Linked DNA regions of Homo sapiens: region 1 is linked to region 2. A link is a loop called in an ENCODE intact Hi-C map of the cell type or tissue named here. Cell type or tissue: ascending aorta. All regions are shown on one strand. Each heading gives the region's core, and the rest is flanking DNA. Links, peaks and the distances in the headings are about the cores only. Region 1 has its middle 330 kb from the start of LINC01372. Region 2 holds the start of LOC105375340 (a long non-coding RNA gene).

The links. A loop is a pair of places that touch in the nucleus more often than their neighbours do. Peaks named below come from ENCODE experiments on the same cell type or tissue, not always from the same donor. Only the 100,000 strongest peaks of a DNase experiment are listed, where the experiment ranks them.
Region 1: it touches region 2 in a loop (4-fold over the local background); 2 of 110 quality-filtered maps call a loop at or near these places.

Annotation. Positions count from the first base shown.
Region 1 is chr7:67,659,728-67,671,081 of GRCh38, reverse strand. No RefSeq gene overlaps it. Among named protein-coding and RNA genes, the nearest start is that of LINC01372, 330 kb to the right of the region's middle. In ascending aorta, for the core only: no CTCF peak of the experiment used is centred there; no DNase peak of the experiment used is centred there.
Region 2 is chr7:67,598,044-67,609,397 of GRCh38, reverse strand. It overlaps LOC105375340 (a long non-coding RNA gene), which reads left to right and starts at 5,285. Exons shown (of 3, transcript XR_001745238.2): 1 at 5,285-5,345; 2 at 6,986-7,087. In ascending aorta, for the core only: no CTCF peak of the experiment used is centred there; no DNase peak of the experiment used is centred there.

The sequences.
Region 1 (11,354 bases), core at 1,938-9,937, 61 kb before region 2:
TCGTTCCCACGGTGAACTTTAAAACTGGCATTCTGGTTTTACACTTCAGACTCTGCTGCCTGAGTGAATCTCTTTCTAAGAGATGGATCTGCAATTGATGTGCAAATAAATTGCATTTCTGGACCTGAAAGACTGAAAGCTAGATTTTGAATGGTTTAGAATGCATCCTGAAGCTACCTGGATTTCTCTTAATGAAACTCAAACCTTGAAGCTCACCTGTCCAAGCAGTGAAGCTTACACTGTCATTCATTAATCTCCATATCCCTGTCTTTAAATGGGAAAATATATGCTAACTTCAAAATTGGTAACATACTAAGGAATATTTAGGGCACAAACCCATGTGCAACTTGGAAACTACTGATAAAGAAATGGACGAGATTCCAGGTCAAGATGGCAGACTGCATGAATGCATGAAGCCCTCCTCCCTTTCAAACCACATAGGAATACTGCATAATGTACATGGTTTTTACAAAATTCGAAATGCATAGCTAAGCCCAAAAGCAAGAATGAGAACCTGCAGGTACCAGAAACATTGCAATGAGTAGAAGTTGAAACTGTTTAGCCATGGAAGTAACTAAACCAGATATATACCTGTGTGGGTAGAGGTTTTAAAGCCTCCATGGGGGATGGAGTTGAAGCCAAGGCTCCACATTTGGCACAGGAGCAGAAACTGAACCCCTTAGCAGAAGCCAGGCACCAGTAAATGTCTTTTCTGTCCTTGAAATGGAATTAGAAGAACTTTATCACTGACTCAAACCCATAGCCTTTAAGAAATAGAACCCCTCAACCTCTCAATTGGCCCTGCCTGAGACTATGAGATCAGAATTCTTAACCTGACTGCCTACAAGGTGCAAAAACAATGAGCCTAGATATAAATGTAAAACTTTGGCCCTGAGATTTTCTCTGTAGCCCCAATAGAGGCAATTATGAAAATTCTCATGGAAGAGTCTCTGAAAGCCAGAATATGTGCCACAGGTGTAAAAAATGGTTCATGCTGAAGATACAGTCCAGACAGCATTTGAAAACATCAAATGCTATAGGACATCATCAGCAAACAATAAATGGCCATACCCAAGAAACCATAAATAATAAATCAATATGAGTGGAACTTTAAAATAAGTTTACTTGAAATATACATATATGGAGAAAGAAATAAAGTCTATCAGGCATGAAAAAGATATAATGAAAACAAAAAAGGTAGATTCGAAAAAAGAACTACTGGAAATTATAGAAGTAAAAAAAAAAATACAGTGATTTGAGAAAAATATACAATGGAGAATTTAAACAGACAACTAGAGCTAGCCAAAGAGAGAATTGGTGAACTGAAGTACACAGCTGGGCAATCTCCCAAAATAAGGCACATATATATATACATATATACACACATACAAGCTGTTTTGACCTTAGCTATGCAATTTGAATTTTGTAAAAACCATATACATTACACAGCATATATGCATACACACACAAATAGAAAATAAAAATGGAAAAAAAGAACTATGAGCTCCAAGATGCATAAAAGGAGAATTCTAAAAGGAGTGGGGAGAGAGAATAAGTGTAGCAATTGGAAGGTGTTAGGCTACAAGTAATAGAAATTCCAACCAACAGTGACTTACAGAAGAGGATTATTTCTGACCCACAGCAAGAATTCTTGGGGAACAGGCTGTACAGAGCTAGAGCAGCAGCTCACCCCAAGCCAAAAATAAACAAACAAATAAATAAGCAAATAAATTCTAGGTGGATTAAAGATATAAACATGAGAGATAAACCTGAAAGTCATTACAAGAAAATATTGGAAAATAATTCTATGACCTACAGTAGAGATTTCTATATATTTTTTAAACAGAAAAAAAACATAGCTTAAATAGATCAAAAATTAATTTTTTTGAATCCTACTTCAGGCAAAATTAAAAGCAACAGATTTGGGGTAAATGTTCACAGTCCACGTAACCTACAAAAATTAGTATCCAGAGTTTCTGTAGATTATAAAGGTAAAGATAAACAAAGCAAATACAAATAGGAACAAAAGATAGGAAAATGCAATCCAGAAAGGAGGGATGACCCTGAGTGGGTAATAAACAAATGAAGCAGTATTCATCCTCGTGTCACTGGTGGTCAGGGAAGCGCAAATTAAAACTGAGATAAAATCGCACAATATCAAATGTTGATGAGAATGTGATGAAACGTGAAGTGGAAACTTTAAGCCTCGCTAGAGCAGAGGGGCTGTAATATAATACATCCCCTTGGGAGAGCAATCTGGCAAAGTCTGCTAAAACTGAAACTTTAATAATTACTTGTATGCTTATGCTAAAGAGATTTTCTCATGAGCACTCAAAGGTTATATATTTATAAGAAATTTTTAGCAGCCTTGTTAATAGTAGCAATAAATTAGAAAGAATAATTTTTATCAAAAATAAAAATTGAAATAAATTTCAGTATATCCAAACATAAAATTGTTAATTGTTAAATTAATTAAATTGAGGTGCATCAAGTGGATAGCTACCATAAACCAAACCAAGAATGAAAAAGAGTTGCAGGGCCGAGCACAGTCACTCATGCCTGTAAATCCCAGCACTTTGGGAGGCCGAGGTGGCAGGATCACTTGAGCCCAGGAGTTTGAGACCAGCCTGGTCAACATGGAGAAGCCTCATCTCTACTAAAAATATAAAAATTAGCCGGGCGTGGTGGCACATGCCTGTAATCCCAGCACTTTGGAACTTTGGAAGGTTGAGGCAGGCAGATCACTTGAGGTCAGGAGTTTGAGACCAGCCTGGCCAACATGGTGAATCCTGTCTCTACTAAAAATACAAAAATTATACAGGCATTGTGGCACATGCCTGTAATTCCAGTTACTCGGGAGGCTGAATCAGTGGAATAGCTTGAACCTAGGAGGCGGAGGTTGCAATGAGTCGAGATTGTACCACTACACTCCAGCCTGGGCAACAGAGTAAGACTCCCAAAAACAAACAAGCAAATATATATATATATATATATATATATATACACACACACATACATATATATGTGTGTATATATATGTGTGTATATATACATATATGTGTGTATATATACATATGTGTGGGTATACATATGTATGTGTGTATATATATACATATATATGTGTGTGTGTATATATACATATATATGTGTGTGTATATATATACATATATGTGTGTGTGTATATATATATACATATATATATGTGTGTATATATATATGAGATAATGTTTACTCCTGGAGAAAAAGGGTAATGATATTAAGAAGGTATAAATATGGAACTTCAAATTTACCTTTCATTTCATTTTTTAAAATATCTAAAACCATTATGCTAAGACCTCTAGTTGTTCATTGTGGGTGCTAGGGGCATTATAATTTGTTAAATTATTCTCTATGTTTTCTCAATTTTCAATCTTTCTAGATCTTTAAAAATAGTGGGAAAGTTTTGAAAACACATTTGCCTATTTTTTTACTTTTTGTAGAGATGGGGATCTTGCTAAGTTGCCCAGGCTAGTCTCAAACTCCTGGGATCAAGCAATCTGCTTGTCTCAAACTCCTGGGATCAAGCAATCTGCTTACCTTGGCATCCCAAAATGCCAGGATTACAGGCCTGAGCCACTGCACCTGACAGGCTATTTTTTTAATGTACTTTTTAAAAGATTTTGCTTTTGAAGGTTCACAAACAAAGAATTAAGTACAAAGATGCCAAAGAAGCGAAGTCCTCCTGTAACTATCAAATATCTGTTCCGTCAGTCATTATATCAAAATAAATCATGTGGTTCAATCTTTCTTGTTGGGAATTCAGAACGTTGCCTGAGAAATCTCTCCCCACCCCGCAAAAAAGTGATTTATTTTATTAAGTAAAAACTGAGCACATGAGAGAAGACAGAATGCGACTAGGGAAAGGAGAAGTTGCAACATACTGACATGTCATCTCAATTTTACGAGATTCTCAAGGTTTGGAAATGACTTAGAGACCTCAATATTAGTGATTTGCAGGGATAGACAAACTGCAGATAAATCTTCCTGTGTATCGACTTAAAAAAAAACAAAACAAAACAACAACAAAAAAACCACTAGATTTTCTATTTGGTTCCAACGTTGACAGGTTCTTTCCTCTGTAGACCTATGTGAATTGATGACATCAGCTCAGCCCCAGATCAGTGTCTTCTTGGGTTGTTTGGGACAGTTTTCTCTTCCACTGTCCCCTTCAGTGTGCATTGCATGTGACTGGCTGGTGAGAAGTCCGGGATATGCTTCACTCTGAACAGGTGAGCTCTTGGTGAGCTCACTCTACTCCTGTTTTTGTGCTAGAAAGGGGTTTCCAATAAATTATTGAGGCTAAAGCATCTTTCCTTTCTGAAAGGGCTGCATGTTGGAACCAGTCCCATATCCATAATCATAGATAGCCTTATGCAAGCGGCATGAGAGTCAACATCTAATTGGTGCCTTGACCAGGCCTGGGGCAAAATCCTGTTTAAATACAATCAATATTTACAAAGTAAGACGACAAGGTTTGCACAGAGCAGAACTAGGCAAGATATAGATTTCCACTTACAAGTCAGCATGCAGCTAATAATTCACCCCAGATCGACCTGTTCAGAGTGAAGCATATCCCGGACTTCTCACCAGCCAGTCACATGCAATGCACACTGAAGGGGACAGTGGAAGAGAAAACTGTCCCAAACAACCCAAGAAGACACTGATCTGGGGCTGAGCTGATGTCATCAATTCACATAGGTCTACAGAGGAAAGAACCTGTCAACGTTGGAACCAAATAGAAAATCTAGTGGTTTTTTTGTTGTTGTTTTGTTTTGTTTTTTTTTAAGTCGATACACAGGAAGATTTATCTGCAGTTTGTCTATCCCTGCAAATCACTAATATTGAGGTCTCTAAGTCATTTCCAAACCTTGAGAATCTCGTAAAATTGAGATGACATGTCAGAAGCCCTGTGCCATCTGTGTCGTGGCCTAAGATTTAGGAGATCTGAATTTCAGTCCCAGCTGTGATACTAATAAGGGAATATTCCCTCAGCTGAGACCTCTGGGACTCAGTCTTCCCATGAGTGGAATGGGATAATAATACGCACTCAGATTTCACTACTGTGGTTTCAGGACCATTTATTCAATATATTAATATTAAAGGGCTTTTAAATAATCTGAAGCAAATACAGTGCAACAAGTATTTTTTTAAAAAACTAAAAATACCAATGAAACACGTTCTTCTTGCTTTAAAAGTCTGGAGGGTTGAAGCAAAAACATAGACAAAAAATGTTTTCTCAAAAAATAATGCTTTTAAGTATAAGCCACCTGACTAGCCAAGTCACAGATCTATGATCAAATGCTTTTCTCAAACAAGAAATTGGTGTGACTTGGGAAGTGAGGTTTGCACAAAATCAAATGGCATCTTCTTAAACCTGGTTTTTGACAAGAGGTGATCATTACTGGATAACTTTTAAAAAGTCCAAGCTGTTACAACTAAGAACAAAACTGAAACACTCACAACCATTTTTAACTCACTATAGAAAAATTTAATTGCTTAAATATGTAACTGGTTGAACTGTTATAAAGATGCTTCATAAATACTGGCCAAATTAATGAATTTTACCATTCAGGAATGCACACGGATGTAGATAATGAACTCAAAATGGTCAGGGATGTCAGAAGCTTCAATGAAACACTAGGATACTTTTTTTTTCTACCTGACTATGGTCCTTACCAAATCTAATGCAGTGATTATTTCCTGAATATTAATTTATACTTGAGATTAGAAGGCACTACACAAAATACACACTCAAAACAGGACCATGTTAAATCAATTTTGCCCCCATCTCCAGCCTCCTCTAACTTCATGTTTGTATTTAGTCAACAAGATTAGAGACTTCATCTCTATAGCTTGCCCCCAAAAAGATATATCCATATCTTATTCCCTAGAACCTGTGAATATTACCTCATATGGCAAAAGAGTGGATATTATCTCCTGTGGCAAAAGATGTAATGAAGGATCTCAAGAGAAGTTATCCTGGATTATCGAGTGGGATAATCAACTTTGCATGTAACTTTGCATGTAACAAACTTTGCATGTTCTCATTCCTTTGTAGGAGCTAAAAATTAAAATAATCAAACTACCAGGGATAGTAGAATGATGGTTACCTGAGACTGAGAAGGGTAGTTATGGAGTTAGGAAGGGTGTGGGGATGGTTAATGGGTACAACAATATAGCTAGATAGAATAAATGAGATCTAGTTTGTGATAACACAACAGAGTGACTACAGTCAACAGTAATTTAATTGTACATTTTGGAATAACTAAAAGGGTATGATTGGATTGTTTGTAATACAAAGGATAAATGCTTGAAGCGATGCATACCTTACTTACTCTGATGTGATTATTTGACATTGCATGCATTTACACTGATGTGATTACTTCACATTGTAAAATATCTCATGTACCCTATAAATATAGACACCTACAATGTAACCACAAAAAAAAAAGATTAAAGGAAAGAGGCAAAGGGAATCAGTTTTGAGAGAGACACATAACAGGAGGCCATGTTACTGCAGAGGCAGGGATTGGAGTGATGTGGCCACAAGTCAAGGAACACCTGGAGCAACCAGAATCTGAGAGAGACAAGAAAGGATTCTCTCCTAGAGCCTTTGGAGGAGTGCAGTCCTGCTGACACCTTGATATCAGACTTCTAACCTCCAGAACCATGAGAGAAGAAACTCCTGGTGTTTGATAGAGCAGGAGGACTGTCATCTCGGACAAACACTGCCACTTTAAGTTCCAGCTCCCTTTCTAGCCTCATGCATTTCAAGGAAATCACTTCTTTTCTAACTATAAGCAACCAGAAAGAGCAGACAGTAAAACACAGATCAGACAGCTCGGGCACAGAGGGAGGTGGGGGGAAAGTCTCTTGGGTAACTACCAAACTTCACCCTCATACAATGGGCCCCAGTAAAACAGTGGGCCTTAATAAGCGCATTCCTTTCCCTTCAAGTCCACTAAGATAGAAAAGCAAAAAGCAGACTGGAGTGATATGCCTGAAGCTGCAGAAAGATGTATGGGAACAGGCACACAACTCTCCCTCCCATATAAGCACAACAAAGAGACACAGAAGCAGTCTAAGCCTCTGATAAACTTTTCCACCCTAAATCCTTAAAAACTCTTAGTCTGTAAGAGAGTGTGCCTCTGAACTAACATGGCCAGATGCCCCTCTCAGGATTGTTTTCTCTAAAATAAGCCTGTCTTAACCATCAAGCCACCTTTTGTGTTTCTTTCCTCTTTCTTACAGTGTTTAAGTTCCTCGTTTGTGGTGATGTATCACAGCAGCCACAGGAAATTACTACACTCTCCTTTTACTAACCTGCTTTTCCCCCACCCATGTCCAGTAGCTTGGCTGCAAAGTCCTGTCTTGTCTGCAGGTCAGGGACAGTTGTCCCTGCACACACAATCTGTGGGCAGGTTATAGCATGCTGTTTTGACTTGTTGACGTAGCAAATTCTTGCATCCACCTTAACACATCTTGTCCCCGAGCATCTTCAGATGCACACATCTGTTGCCTCCAGGTGCTTTCAAGCCAAAAAGACAAGTAAAGCTAAAACTCTGAATGGGTGGTGCCTATGTGTCAGGTCTCTACTGCTGTAGCAGGAACTCCAGGTACCAGGACTCCTATCATTTGGAGTTCTGTGGGAGGAAATAATGGCTCTGCTGGGGTGACAGTGTTGTCTGTCTGTCTATCATCTCAGTCCTTTCTTTCTTGAGTGGAATGTAAAGCTCAGGACTCCCACAAGACTAAAACACAAATGCTCCAAGCAGAACAGCTTGGTAAGAGCATTCCCTGAGAATGGATGTCTGCAAGGAAAAGATGCTTGTCCATAGACCCCCACATGACAGTGACTTTAATCAAATGCTAGCCATGGCTACAAAACAGCTTACTGAATCCCAAACTGAAGTCTATTTTAGGTATCTGGCAAACAGGGTGGAAGGCCCAGCCTACTGCCTTCAGATGACACAGATCTGTTCTCTCAACACGCAATGAGCACTTATGGGTGGCAGCCATCTTGAGCATGTGCAAGTAGCAGCCATCTTGAGCATGCATGGGGGCAGCCATCTTGTGAGGAACAAACCAGAGTTTGTTGATTTCACAGAGTCAGAACTTGATGTATAAAGTATTGTATACTGGGATTTGCTTATTTATATAAGACATCTTAAAAGAGTGTAAAAATAATGCCAAATGGAAAAAAGGAATAAATATAAACAAGGGATACAGTGAATATAAGGTTGAAAACATCAAAATGGTTCACGACATTTACTACCATGAGCCAACTGTCATAAATATTGTGAAAGAAGACACCTTAGCAGTTAACAATGTCCATAAAATGAAAAAAAAATTACTGGAGAAAAGGATATGTTTATTTATACTACAGTGAGGGGGACAGTATGTTATGTAATGAAATAGCAACAGCTTCTCTCTAGTGGACACTCTTAAGATCTATGGGGTACTTTATTCTCCTGACAATGGGCAGAGTTCCTTGGAGTCTCACTAAGGGTAAATTCAGTTCATGGGGGCAACACAGGGACAATATTGTGAGGGGGAAGTCAAAGTAGGAAGAGAAGTTTCTGACCGCCCAGTACAGTGTTCTTCCCAAGCTGCTATTAAGGCTAGGATGAGGTGAAGCAAGACAAGGGAAATATTTCTTTAAGGACAATGACTTTCTCACAATGACCAGCCAAAGTCTGAGGATGAGGGAGGTGGAGGGTGGTTAAAAATTCACCCCAGACAGATCACCTGAGATCAGGAATTCAAGACCAGCCTGGCCAACATGGCGAAACCCCGTCTCTACTAAAAATACAAAACTTAGCCGGGCTTGGTGGCACATGCCTGTAATCCCAGCTACTTGGGAGGCTGAGGCAGGAGAATCACTTGAACCCAAAAAGCAGAGGTTGCAGTGAGCCACGATCGTGCCACTGCACTCCAGTCTGGGCAACAGAGTGAGACTCCATCTCAAAAAAAAAAAAAAAAAAAAATTCAGCCTAGATATCAAAGCTATGAAAGTCAAGGAAAGGCTGAGGAAGAAACATTCCAAACTAAAGGTGACTAAAGAGACCTCATATTTCAATGCAACGCAGGATTCTGGCTGGCAAAAAACATGATTGAGACAATCAGCAAAGCTGAGCGTGTTCAGAGGATTAGATGATAGACATGCATCAATGTTAACTTTCTGATTGTGACGGTTGTGTTGTGATTCTGTAGGAGAATGTACTTGTTTGTAGGAATGACACACAAAAATATTCAGGAATAACAGAGCAGCCGGTAGATAATTTATTCTCCATTGTTTCAGAACAAAAAAAAAAGTCATTTTAGTTGAACCTTCAACATATAAGTTTGATTGTTTCAAAATTTAAAAATAAATTTTAAAAATTCAGCTTATAAAACTTTCTTGGTATGAATAAACTCAAGCTTGTACAGACATGACCAAGAGAAAATACCATTTGACAGTTAGTGCAGGTGATGGAGGAGAAGGATGGGGAACATTGAAGGTGAAATTCTGCTCACAGAAGCTGGTTTTAATCATCTAAAGGAGGATGAAGGCAGGAAGCCAGTGCTATTTTCCATTTTGATAACAAATCTTGGGCTTAGCAAATTTAAAGTGGATCAGTGACTGCAAAGTAAGGAGCATTTTACCCCCAGACCTCAGGGATTTAGGCAAGGTTAAAAACAGACATTCCAACAAAAGGCTACCCAAATTATTCCAATGTCCAGCATTATATATACAATTCTGAAACTGTCCACACTGTCATTATGGCCTGCCTATCACCACAGCCTGTTCTTCCTTGGGCAGTGAGGCAGAAGAGGCAATTCATTTGTAGAGGCAGATTTTTACATTGTCTCTAAAATATAAAAGAAGGATCCCAGCTTGAGCCTCAGCATCTAGACATCCAATGTGTAGAAGATTAGTGGATTGACCTTCTAATGGTCAATTGAATAAAGAAGCCACCTGAGAAAGAACTGCAAAATCTGATTCCAGGGCAATGATCAACTCAGAAGAGGAAATATTCTGAGCAGAGACAGCTGCCTGTCATGATGATGGGCCCTTGGCCCACCTCTCCACAGGAACCTCTTGCCTCTGTCCTAAGAAGGGGATATTGCAGTCAAAAGGCCAATAAACACTGGCCAGCCTGGCTTTGTTTGGCACAGGAAAGACCACTTGTGCCTGACCAGGTCACAGTCTCCACCTACTTGCCGTCACATATCTAACAAAGCCGTTCCGCCTTTCCCCAGATTAATATGTGAGGTATGCATAATGCTAGGTATTTTCTGATTATAGCTGCTGGCCGTAGAGAAGGACATAAATATGCAGCTGTTAAGCTGAGGGTCTTGTGATCCAACAACTTTCAAGGAGAAGAGGGACAGCCTTCCCACAACAGGCATATCTGAGTTCAAAGTCAGTATCTCAATGGAAGGCTAATGTATCCTCTCTTTCCTGGTCATGTTGCATTCCCTGACATAGGATATGGGTTTTCAGAGTGTGGCAAGGAGCTGAAAGTGGGGAGCAGCTGCCTGCAGAAGGCAGAGCTGTCTTCTTTCTTTCATGACCTCTGTTGAGAATGCAGCCTTCCTCAGGCCCTGCCTTTCATGATGTTTGGCCTAGTTTTCTAGATTAGCCAAATCTACTAGTATCTGTGAGCCAGAATTGTCTGGGTCTTCTGTGAAGTTCATGTAGGATGACAATGAGCCATGAATGCCTGCAAACAGATCCTAGCATGGGTGTCTAAATATCAGGCCCTCAACTTTGGCCTTGGAAGTCCTCCTGCAGATGTCAGCGGCCATTTGTTTTCAATGACCACAAGTTGGGTCACTTAAAATAACACCCTGCTGGCCTCCAGTTCTGGTGGTCAGAAGTCAAAAATCTATGTCACTTGACCAAAATCAAGGTGTTGGCAGAGACACACTCCCTCTAAAGGTTCTAAGAAAGAATTCATTTCTCACCTTTTCCAACTTCTGGTGGCTGCTGGCATTCCTTGACTTATGCCCACATCACTCCAATCTTTAAGAACAGCATCTTCAAATCTCTGTCTCTGCTCCATCTTCTATAGCCTTCTCCTCTGCATGTGTTAAATTTCCCTCTCCCTCCCTCATAAGGATACATGTGGCCAGGTGCGGTGGCTCACATCTGTAATCCCAGCACTTTGGGAGGCTGAGGTGGGTGGATCACCTGAGGTCAGGAGTTCAAGACCAGCCTTGTCATCATGGCGAAACACTGTCTCTACTAAAAATACAAAAGTTAGCCAGGCGTGATTGTGCAAGCCTGTAATCCTACCTACTCAGGAGGCTGAGGCACAAGAATCACTTGA
Region 2 (11,354 bases), core at 1,200-9,199:
GAGACTCCATCTCAAAAAACAAAAAAAAAGAAAGAAAGTCCCAGCTAACTGGAGACAGGAGAGTATTCTCTTCTCTCTGCCTCTTTCCCTTGCGTTATCTTCTTCCGTGACTTCTTTACAAGCTGTCTCACACTGTCCTTATTCCAAGCAGGCCCAAGCTGTGGGCTCCTTTCTTTTGTCAGGAATTTGTGATGTTTTGCAGAATCATCTCACCTCTTTTCTGACCTCTGGGCTCAAAATAAATGCCAAGTACAGACTTCTTAGCTAAAGGATTGCTAAGAAAACTGCTTCTGCCCAAAGCAGTCTGAGAAATGCCCTCTACTCATCACTTTTTCTGCAGGAGTGGCTTTTCTCTTGGTGTAAAACCCTCCCCTTGCTGGCTGGCTGGCTACCGCTCTGTGCTATGCCTTCATATGCCACAAGGGACATTTTCTTCTGATATCCTGATTGGAAGGTCCAAAACAGATTTTCAGCACTGCGTAGAAAGGTGGACATGGTGGGTTTTTTTGTTTGTTTGTTTGTTTTGTTTTGTTTTGTTTTGTTTTGTTTTAAGACAGAGTCTCACTCTGTAGCCCGGGCTGGAGTACAGTGGCATGATCTTGGCTCACCGCAACCTCCACCTCCCAAATTCAAGTGATTCTCCTGCCTCAGCCTCCCGAGTAGCTGGGATTACAGGCGCCCGCCACTATACCCACCTAATTTTTTGTATTTTTAGTAGAGACAGGGTTTCACCATGATGGCCAGGCTGGTCTCGAACTCCTGACCTCATGATTCACCCGCCTCGGCCTCCCAAAGTGCTGGGATTACAGGCATAAGCCACTGTGCCCTTTTACCCATCACTCCCCAGAAAATCTGCTCAGGAGATGAAAATACTGAACTGTGTCATGCCCTTACTCTGTGAACTCCCACAGATGCCCACACACACTTGCACACGCAAAGAGTCCCTGAGCTTCTGTGGTTGAGAATTCAAGAGAGTCAAACTGGCATCTGATGCAAAGCCTTTCTCTATATGTATCTGAGACAAATATCAGGTGTTAAAATAAGAGGTTTTTGTATGTCATATAAATTTGACAATGAATAAATAATGATTGAACGCAGAATCTCAAATTAATGGTTTGGGATGTGGACTCTGTATATTCTGACAATAATGGGTCAGATATCCTGCCCGAGGCTCTGTAAATGCAGTGGCGGTGTTGAGAATGCAATTCCTGGTTATTTTCTGTTTCATCTGCAAAGCATTTAAGTATTAAGGAGGTTCACACCGGCAATTCCACTTCCCTTTGGAAGAGAATTGCAAGCCAGTCTGGGTTGTGGGTTCCTTTCTTGTTTCAGGAATTCATGATGATTTGCAGAATCATCTGACACCTTTACTTTACCTCTGGGCTCAAAATAAACTCACCGTCCTTGCTCTTACAATCACCCCTCCCTCCCCAATACCATTCCTCTCTCCCTTTCTGCAGGTTCTTTTTCCTTCAGCATATTAACACGCTCCCATCTCTCTCATCTTAAAAAATATAAATAATGCCTCCCTTAATCTTAAGTAACTGTTAAGTTCAATTAACACTAACCAATCTAGACTCAGCCAAGGGGTAGCAGAAACCAGCTTCACGAATTCTCTCGTGATTCCTTTCAGCCACTCTCTGGAACCTCCCTGTCCAAGAGAATTTTCTGCAGGGTGGAAACGTTCTATGTCTACACTGGCCAGCAGGGTAGCCACTAGCCATGTATAACTTTCAAGCACTTGACATGCGGCTAATGAGACACAGCACCTGAGTCTTTCATTGTATTTGACTTCCACTAATTTAAATTTAAATAGCCCCATGTGGCTTGTGGCTACCATCTGGGTCCTTACCAACCTGGATGTCACTGCAGTCCCCTCCATGGCCTTACTTCTGTCACTTCTGGTAGCTGGAAGTCTTGTCTTAGGAATTAAAATGTCTTGGATGGGGCACGGTGGCTCATGCCTGTAATCTCAGCACTTTGGGAGGCAAAGGCAGGTGGATCACCTAAGGTCGGGAGTTCGAGACCAGCCTAGCCAATATGGTGAAATCCTTTACTAAAAATACAAAAATTAACCAGGCGTGGTGGCGGGCACCTGTAATCCCAGCTACTCGGGGGCTGAGGCAAGAGAATCGTTTGAACCCTGGAGGTGGAGGTTACAGTGAGCCAAGATCACACCACTGCACTCCAGCCTAGGCAACAAAGCAAGACTCCATCTCAAAAAAATAAAAATAAAAAATAAGGAATTAAAGTATCTTGTCTAATGGCCAGTCACATAATTGCAGTCAGGTCTGGGGTGATCACAACACTCTGCAATGTTACCCACTTAGAATCCCTCCTCTCTGCCCACCCAGGTAGTTTTCTGGAGTGAGTGGAGTGTATTTAGGTGGCAGTGAGGGGCATTTTCTTCTTATCTCCTATTCCACCTCCTTCTCTCTTTTCTGGCTTTGCTTCTCATCCTTCCAGGGTCGGCACAGTGCAGGAAGGAGAGGGCTGCCATCCCAGGTTCCCATGGACCACTGCAATGGTGACCCGGTCTCAGGCCCTTTAGATCAGGGGACACATCCCCCAGAAGACCCCCTGACACCTGGTGTAGGTTCCCAGGTTCAGAAATAAGAACATGCCTGTTGTAAAGGGCACCTAATGCCACCCCACAGCCTTTGGGTGCTGAAGACTGGAAGTGGAACCATGGTCAGAGCCAAGACCGGTAAGCACCAATGCATGGCTCAGCCCAGGGGTGATGGTGGACCATTGGTTGCCCAGATCCCTGAACTCAACTCATCTTGTGTCAGATAGGAGGAAGCGTCACCCCAAATCATCATGGCAACACCAACCTGACAGCCCAAACCTCATGAAGGAAACTCTGGACCAACTAGCAAGAGTGATCTGTGTGCCAGGCTGCCCCCCGGGCCTGGCCACAGGACCTCAGAGTCACAACATAGGTACAATTCTTTGAGCTACTCCAGGCATCTGGTCAACCCCATGTGTGAAATAGAGGGTCAAAAGCATCCTAAGGAGAAGAAACAGGGTCTGGAATCCATGTAAGACCCAGTCTGAACTTTGATGTCCCACCTGGATGGCACTGCTGGCCTTGGCCAGGCCCAACCACAGAAAAGAGGCTTAGAAAATGTCCAGTAAGACTCTTTCCACGGCTGGAATCACTGGAACCAGGTCTGGGCTCGAGGCACCTTGCTCAAAGGGCACAGCTAGCTCCAGACAGACCCTGGTACTGGAAAGACTTAGGAAATTTTGAGGCTCGCTGAAGCTTGAGGTCCTCTGAGACACAGGGCTCAGGACGGGGAGCTGGCTCACCTGGGTCTGAAGGCAGTGTTGCCCTCTGCCCTGGAGGAGAACTAAACAACAGGGTGCAGGGAACAGTGCGGGGAAGAGAGATGTTGGAGAAAAGTGAGAGGCCCATTCCATTCACAGGCTGCTACTATTGGGCTGGAAAGATGAATGAGAAGGAAAGACACAAAGGTTAATTGAGCACCTCAATAAAACTCCTGGCTGTGCCTTCTGTCATGACTGGGGTCCACTTGGTGGATCCCCTTCTGGCAGCTACTTTTGTGAGTTCCTTCAGAGACTTCCAATGGAGCTCTCCAAGGTTTCTCCCTTCGCTGATGGAGGCCACCCACTTCCCTGCCAGCCTCTTGTTTCTGCCCCTCTGCCCGTGCTCTGGTGGGGCTTTTGTGCTCTTTTCCCTGGGATCTCTTTGCCCAAGCAGGTGGTTGTCTTACCTCAAATCCTTTCAAGATAGTGCCAGCCCAGCTATCATCTCCAAGTCCACTTGGCCCGTAGGGAGCATGTACTTTGTCCTGCAGCTAATGGACAGGCAGCTTGCACCAACTGTACCCTTTGTGTCTCACTGCATTTCCATCCTCCTGAAAATCTGGGGGACACTGTTTCCCCACACTTTTCTGCTCTGTTCTTGAAGCACTTGGAGAAGCTCTCAGCCAGAGAGTCAGGTGGCAGTCTCCCCATGTAGCAATTACCCCACTCTCTGCAGGGGGTGATCTCAGGGACACTCACATGCCTTAAATGTAGAGGTGGGGATGAGAGAGGCTGCAAAAGTTGAAAAAAAGCCAGCCCAAGAGCACTGTATCCCAAGGTGGGTGATGGTCTTGTAATAACCATTTTCTTCTCGCCCACTGCACAGGTACAGCCAATTCACTGAGACAGCAGTGTTGCAGTGGAGAAAAGGTTTAATAAATGCAGAGCTAGCCAAGGGGAAGACAAGAGTTTATTACTCAAATCAGCTTCCCAAAACATTTGGAGACTAGGGAGTTTTTTAAGGATAATTTGGCAGGCAGAGTGTTAGGAAATTGGGAATGCTGATTGGTTGGGTCAGGGATGAAATCATAGGAGGTTGGAACTGTCTTCTTGTACTGAGTCATTGCCCGGGTGGGATCACATGACCAGTTGAGCCAGTTTCCTGGTATGTGCCACCAGTCCAGGTGGTGCCAGCTGATCTATCAGAATGAAGGGTCTGAAAAATACCTTAAACACCAATGTTAGGTTTTACAGTAGTGTTGTTATCTATAAGAGCAATTTGTGGAGATTATGGGTCTTGTGACCTCTGGTTCCATGACTCCTGAGCCATAATTCTAATCTTGTGGCTAATTTGTTAGTTTTACAAAGGCATTTTCAGTCCCCAAGCAAGGAAGGGGTTTGTTTCAGGAAAGGGTTGTTATCATCTTTGTTTTAAAATGAAACTGAAAACTAAATTCCTCCCATAGTTACCTTGGCATACACCCAGGAATAAGCAAGGGTAGCTGTGAGGTTAAAAGCAAGATGGAGTCAGTTAGATCAGATTTCTTTCACTGTCATAATTTTTGCAAAGGTAGTTTCAGTCTCAAAGCCTTGGAGCCTGTCTGGACCACCATTCACAGTTCCTGGAGAGGCAGCTCCAGCAGTTCTATTCAGAGGCATTGTTCAAGGTCTGAACTGACTCCCCTCCTCCCTCAGACTTTAAATAATTGTACACACTTATTGAGTACCTGCTAACCTAATGTCCCTTGCAGAATGCTTTGTAAAGATTGCCCCATTCAATGCTTCTTTTGGCCCTCGAGATAGATATTGCTGCAAACTCCTTTACAGATGACAATAGAATATTCCAAGGGGTTGCACAGCTAATAAAAGCCTGAGCCCAACAGTCTATGCCCTCAAACCACTGCACTCAGCTTCTTGGAGGAGGCTCCCTTTGCCCCCTAGGAGTCAAATAATTAATCGTACAGTAAATGGTTCAATACCCCCTCTTCCCCTCCTCTGCCCCATCGTCAACAGCCTCTTATTCACTGCTCAACTTTCCATGTCTACTAGCATGCTGCTTACATAGTAAATGATCAGTAAGTATTTATGGAATTTTGAATGGAGAATTGCTAAGGAAAATGGGAGAGAAGCTTGGCTTTGCCTTGAACCATCCCCCACACAGTTAAATGGGCCAATTATCTCAGTTATAAGAATTTATAGCCTAGAGTCAATTGGGCACAGTTCAAAAAAGAGGAAATTCAGAGAAATGAAATGTGAAGACTCCTGTCTTATAAATGGCGTCTGTAATTGGCTCCATCCTAAATTGCTGTGTGACTTCTTGGCAAGTCAGCTACCCTCTCTGTTCCTGAATTTCCTAATCTGTAAAATGCATGGGTTATTCTGATTATATCAAAAGACTCTCTCAGCCCTGAAAATGCTATGAATTCGTAATAGTGTGGTTCTAATACGAATCAGATTCATGGCTAGTCTGACATGTAGGCGAAATTGATAACAGCCTATGTGACCAATGAGGTCTCTCAACCATGCAATATGACCGCCCCTAAAAGATCTCTATCTATTCTCTTCCATTCCTCCACAATCTAGCCTAACTTAGCTCTGGGAGCTCACAGTTGAGGGCTCAGGACTCAACGCTGCTCTCTTGCTAGGAATCTGTGAGTTCCTAAGGTTGTCAGAGGAGGAGTGCCTGGCCAGGCAAGTGGAATGATGTGGCCAGAGCATTGGAGTGAACAAAGGGCCTTTCAAGGTGTCGTAGGGATGTGGCTCATAGGAAATGGGGCTTCATTCTCTTTCATCTTCCTGCTTCTTTCCCAGAAAGGTAGTGCCTTTCAGAGGCTCAGAAATGTGTTTCTTATAATAAAATCTGTCTAATAACATGCTACTTTCCTCAAAAATTATCATCATTAAAAGCAACAGCATTAATTCAACATGGTTTTTATAAACAGGGCTGAAAACAGGAAAGGTAATGTCAGATCAATCCCATCTATGCAGCCTGAAGATTTTGCCGTGTATTTTGCAAATTAGTGCAAAAGCAGAAGAGTTTAGACTGCGACTACACAGAGACCCATTGTCCTGGCTAAAACCCAGGGGCTTGAGTCAGGAGCAGTGGCTCACGCCTGTAATCCCAGAACTTTGGGAGGCTGTGGTGGGCAGATTGCTTGAGCTCAAGAGTTCGAGCCCAGCCTGGGCAACATTGAGAAACCCTCTCTTTACAAAAAATATAAAAAGTTAGCCGGGTGTGGTGGCACGCACCTGTAGCTCCAGCTACTCAAGAGGGTGAGACAGAAGGATCACTTGAGACTTGAGCCCAGGAGGTCAAGGCTACAGTGAGCTGTGATCGCATCACTGCACTCTAGCCTGAGCAATAGAGTGAGACCCTGTCTAAAAAAAAAAAAAAAACCAACCCAGGGGCTTCAGCTAATTTGAGATGAGCTACTGCCTGCCGGGTGTATCACATGCCTTCCCCATTTATCTCCACCAAGGCATTCAGCTCCCGTTTCAGAGTGCAACAGGCTTCCTGCACTGCTGCAAGAAAATAACCACAACCTTCTCCCACTGCCCATGGCCTGATGGCAATGAACGCTTCCTTCGGCTTTACCCATTGTCACCTTGGCTTTGTTCAAAACATCAAATCATTGTGTCTTACTTATTCCAAGCCTTGTATTAATAATAAGGAATGATGACTCAGCATAAATGAAGCACTCCTTTCTTCCCTTAGGTCCGCGACAACCTTGGGTCTGGAATCGCAATGGTCAGCCACGTTGTCCCCAGAGTTTAGAGATAGATATGCTCACAAAAATTGCAGCCGTACTCAATAAGAGTGAGTAAAACAACTTCTGCATAGTCTTGCGGGAACATAGGAGAGTTAGCAGCTGATCCTGCACCGGGGAGAATAGAGAAGTCTCCCTAGAGGAGGAGACATCTGGGCAGTGTCCTGATGTGCACAGGGTGGGAAAGGTTATTCTGGGAGAAGGACACAGCTTAGAGAGAAGCACAGAGGCATCACAGCAGGTGGTTCATCAGAACAGACACAAGTGGTTCCTGTGTGGCTAGATTATGGAGGGATGGAAGAGAACGGATAGAGATCTTTAAGGGGGTGGGCATATTATGTAGTTGAGGGATCTCACTGGTCACGTGAAAAGTTATCAATACTGCCTGCATGTCATGCTAGATATAAATCTGATTCCTATTAGAACTACACTATTATGAATTTATAGCATTCTTAGGGCTGAGATAGTTTTTTTGATAGAAACAGAACAACTCTCGCATTTTACAAATTAGGAAATTTAGGAATAGAGAGGGTAAGCGACTTGCCAAGAGGTCAGACAGCAATTTAGGATGGAGCCAGTGATCTTGAGTTGGTGGCTTATTAACTCAGAGTTCACAGAGCAGAAACACATGTAGGTCAGTTCCTTCATTATAAGATGGTTGGGCATAAAAGTTATGCTCCCAAATATAAACTAAACTGTGGTATCTCTGAGTGGCATCATTATGACCGGTTTTTATCATATTTTTATACTTTTCTGTATTTGCCAAAAAGTCATACAATGAGTATGCATTACTTCTATAACCAAAAAGTACATGATTGTAAGAGAAGAAAATAAGTCTCGTTAGTACTTTAGCCAGTAAGAGCAGTGTGAACCAGGGGAGAAGAGAAAACACGTTTAGTGATCAGGCTTCCATGAGGCAGGATCACAGTTAGGGAACAAGGAGGGAAGTGTGCTAAGAAGGAAATCATGGCTTCTTCCAAATTTGCCTGATACTATCCAGCCATGCGTCTTTTACGTAGGTGTGAGCACCCTGGAGGTACATATTTGCAGTCTGCTTTTTTCACTTACCGTAAACATTTCCTCTGGAGTGTCATGGATTCTCCAAGGCAACCTTTCAAAGGGTTCCTTGCTACCTGTGAGCAGGCGATCCATGCCTTCCTTAAATATTCTTCCATATTGGACTTGTCACCTGCTTCAAATGTAGCAAAAATAAGGCTTCCATGAACCTCTTTATAGGTCAACGTAATTCTTTGGCATCAGGTAGTAGAAGTGAGAATTTGTACTGAGGATAAATAGAATCAACCCCAAAGGAGGTAGAGAATGGACGTTTTTAACACTCTTCATACCTGTCACCAAATTGCTTTTGTGCACAGAGTGTTTCCCTGGGGAATGTGGTTTGAACTGTTGCTCTTTTTCATGGCAGCTGGCCTGGATTTCAATTCTAGCTCTGTCATCCTGGACAGAGTCCCCTTTCTTCTATGTCCCTAAATTTCCAAGAAGAGGGGGGTGGTTTTGCAGTTACAATGTTTGTTTCTACGCTCTTTGACTAATAAAGCTGGGATCAAAAGAGTCCATGCTATTATTTTGAGCGATTACACTTGAAAACAGGATTTATTTTCAGCCTCCCTTATCTGGTTTCCTTTTTTCAAGGTGAAACCAGGCAGGAGACGAATCTATACAGCTTGTCTCCCTCACATCCACACACAAATATCATTTTCTGCCAGATTTCAAATGCAATAGTTACAGAGTGGTGCCTATTACTCAAGTCAATGTGATGTCCTCACCCAGACGTCTGGTCACCATTATATACAATTTATGAATCCAACCCAGAAACAAGGCAAAGGGAAAATGAACATGGACTTGAAGTGTCTGTGGTCATGAAATCGCTTTTCAGTTTGATGTCTCTACGAGTTCACGCTCATTTTCATTTCTCTATTTCTTCCCAAATTTGTTACCCCGGTGACTGACGCTCCAATTACAATTTCCTTCCCCGGCTTGCTCTCATGCTATCCAATAAATGTCATGGCCTTTCGCTGCACCGTGCATTTATTTTCCAATTACTGTGGGTAAACAGGGATGTGCAAGCAATTGAATTGAAGCTTTTAACTCATTTGATTTGGTCCCAAGCAAAATTTCAGAGATTGAGACATAAACATCAAAGCTATTCTCTACAGAAATGACAAGGGTTGGGAGAAACTGCCTGAATAATCCCCCTTTTGCAAAGAGCGAAAAGATGTCTGCTGGGACATCTTTACCCCAAAGTGACTTCATGTTCCAAAAAGACATGATGTTTCCAGGTCTGTCCGAGTAACGCTCTCATCTGTTTCAATTCTGAGCCAGCGCCCATCAGCCTCTTTCAATCTCCATTAGCAGGTTGGAAATTTATTCAGAAAGCCGACAGGTACTATTTGGGGTATGAGTGACCACTGATTTATGAATATTGAGTAGCATTTCAATAATCTGAGGCAGAGTAATCACTTGTGGCTGCAGCCAGCTCTCCTTGCCATTACAGCCTACAGCAATCACTCAAAGCCAGTTAAATGATTCTGATTTAGGACCTTAACCTTCAGGGTCCACTCCATTTGCTCTCTCGGTGTGTAAATTCTAAAAATGCAATTCCCTCCACCTCCAGAGAGCCAATTTAAGTCAACATTATGCATGAACCGAGAATGCGGGAATTCTCAGATCTCTTATTTCACTCATTAAATTTACACTGAACATCTTGCAATTAAAATTTCATATAGATTTCTTCTTATGATTGACATTTGGCCTTGATGAAATGGGTTCAAAATTTGGACTCTCAGAAGACATAGAAGGAGTGCGATGTGGGTCTGGGCATTGTTTGGAGAAAGATGATGATCAGGCACTAATACTTTGATTAGCATTTTGAACAGACTCGTTGGTGAAGGGTTGGCTCTACCCCACAATGAAAGACATTGGGGATCCAAGCCAGGAATGAGAAGCAAACCCAATCTGCTTTGAAAACTCTGCTCATTTAGTTTGTCAATAATAAAAGAAGAAACTCGTGGACTGTGAGAGCAAGAAGAAGCCTTGCAGATCTCATAGATCAAAGCCTCTGTGTTTCAGCCATAGAATCAAGCATCTAGAAGGAAAAGGACTTTCCCAGCACAGCAGAGATGTGGCTACTCACCAATCTCTTCTTCCTTCCTTACACTTCTGCCTTGCAGTTTGGCCATGTGACCAAATTCTGGTTAATGGAGTATTAAAGAAAGTAATGACTGTCATATCCAGGCTAGTTCATCAAACCTTTCCACACCCAGTCCTCACTCAATTTCCCCATCCAACTGCATGGACAGCCATATGAGTGAGAAATAAACATGTTGAGGTTCGCCACTGAAGTTGAGGGTTGCTTTAGCAATTAAACCACTCTAACACACCCAAGATCATGCTGTGGGTTAGTAAGCTAGCCCTTGAGCAATACATCCAAGGGCACACAGTGTGTCAGTTGGCCCACTTTTGACACCCAGTAACACACAGTGGGTCTAATATACTCAAGGACACACAGTGGGACAGTTGACCCACTCTTGACTAACATATCTAAGGGCACACAGTGGGTCAGTTGGCCTGCTCTTGACTAATACACCCAAGAATACACAGTGGGTCTAATATACCCAAGAACACACAGTGGGTCTAATATACCCAAGAACACACAGTGGGTCTAATGTCCCCAAGGACACACACTGGGTCTAATATACCCAAGGACATACAGTGGGACAGTTAACCCACTCTTGACTAATACATCTAAGGGCACACAGCAGGCCAATTGGCCCACCCTTGACTAATACATCCAAGGGCACACAGTGGGTCAGTTGATCCACTCTTGACTAATACACTCAAGAAGGCACAGTGGATCAATTGGCCCACCCTTGAATAATATACTCAAGGGCACACAGTAGGTCTGTTGGCCCACCCTTGACTAGTAAACCCAAGGGCACACAGAGGATTAATTGGTTTACCCTTGACTAATACACCTAAGAGCCTAAGAGCACACAGGAGATGAATTGGCCTGCTGTTAAATAATACATCCAAGGACACACAGTGGGCCAGTTGCCCCGGACTTGACTAGCAAACCCAAGAGCACACAGCGAGTTAGTTGTCCCAGGCTTGACTAATAAACCCAGGGGCACACAATGTGTAAGTTGGTTCACCCTTTACTAACACACTCATGGGCACAGAGTGGGTCACTGAAGGAGTCAGAACTGAAGCCCAAGCTTCAAGATTAGAGGCCCAGTGCCTTCTCTTCCACTCAAAGTGCCTTGGTTTTGGAGCATTTTTTGAGAAATCAAAGTTAAAAAT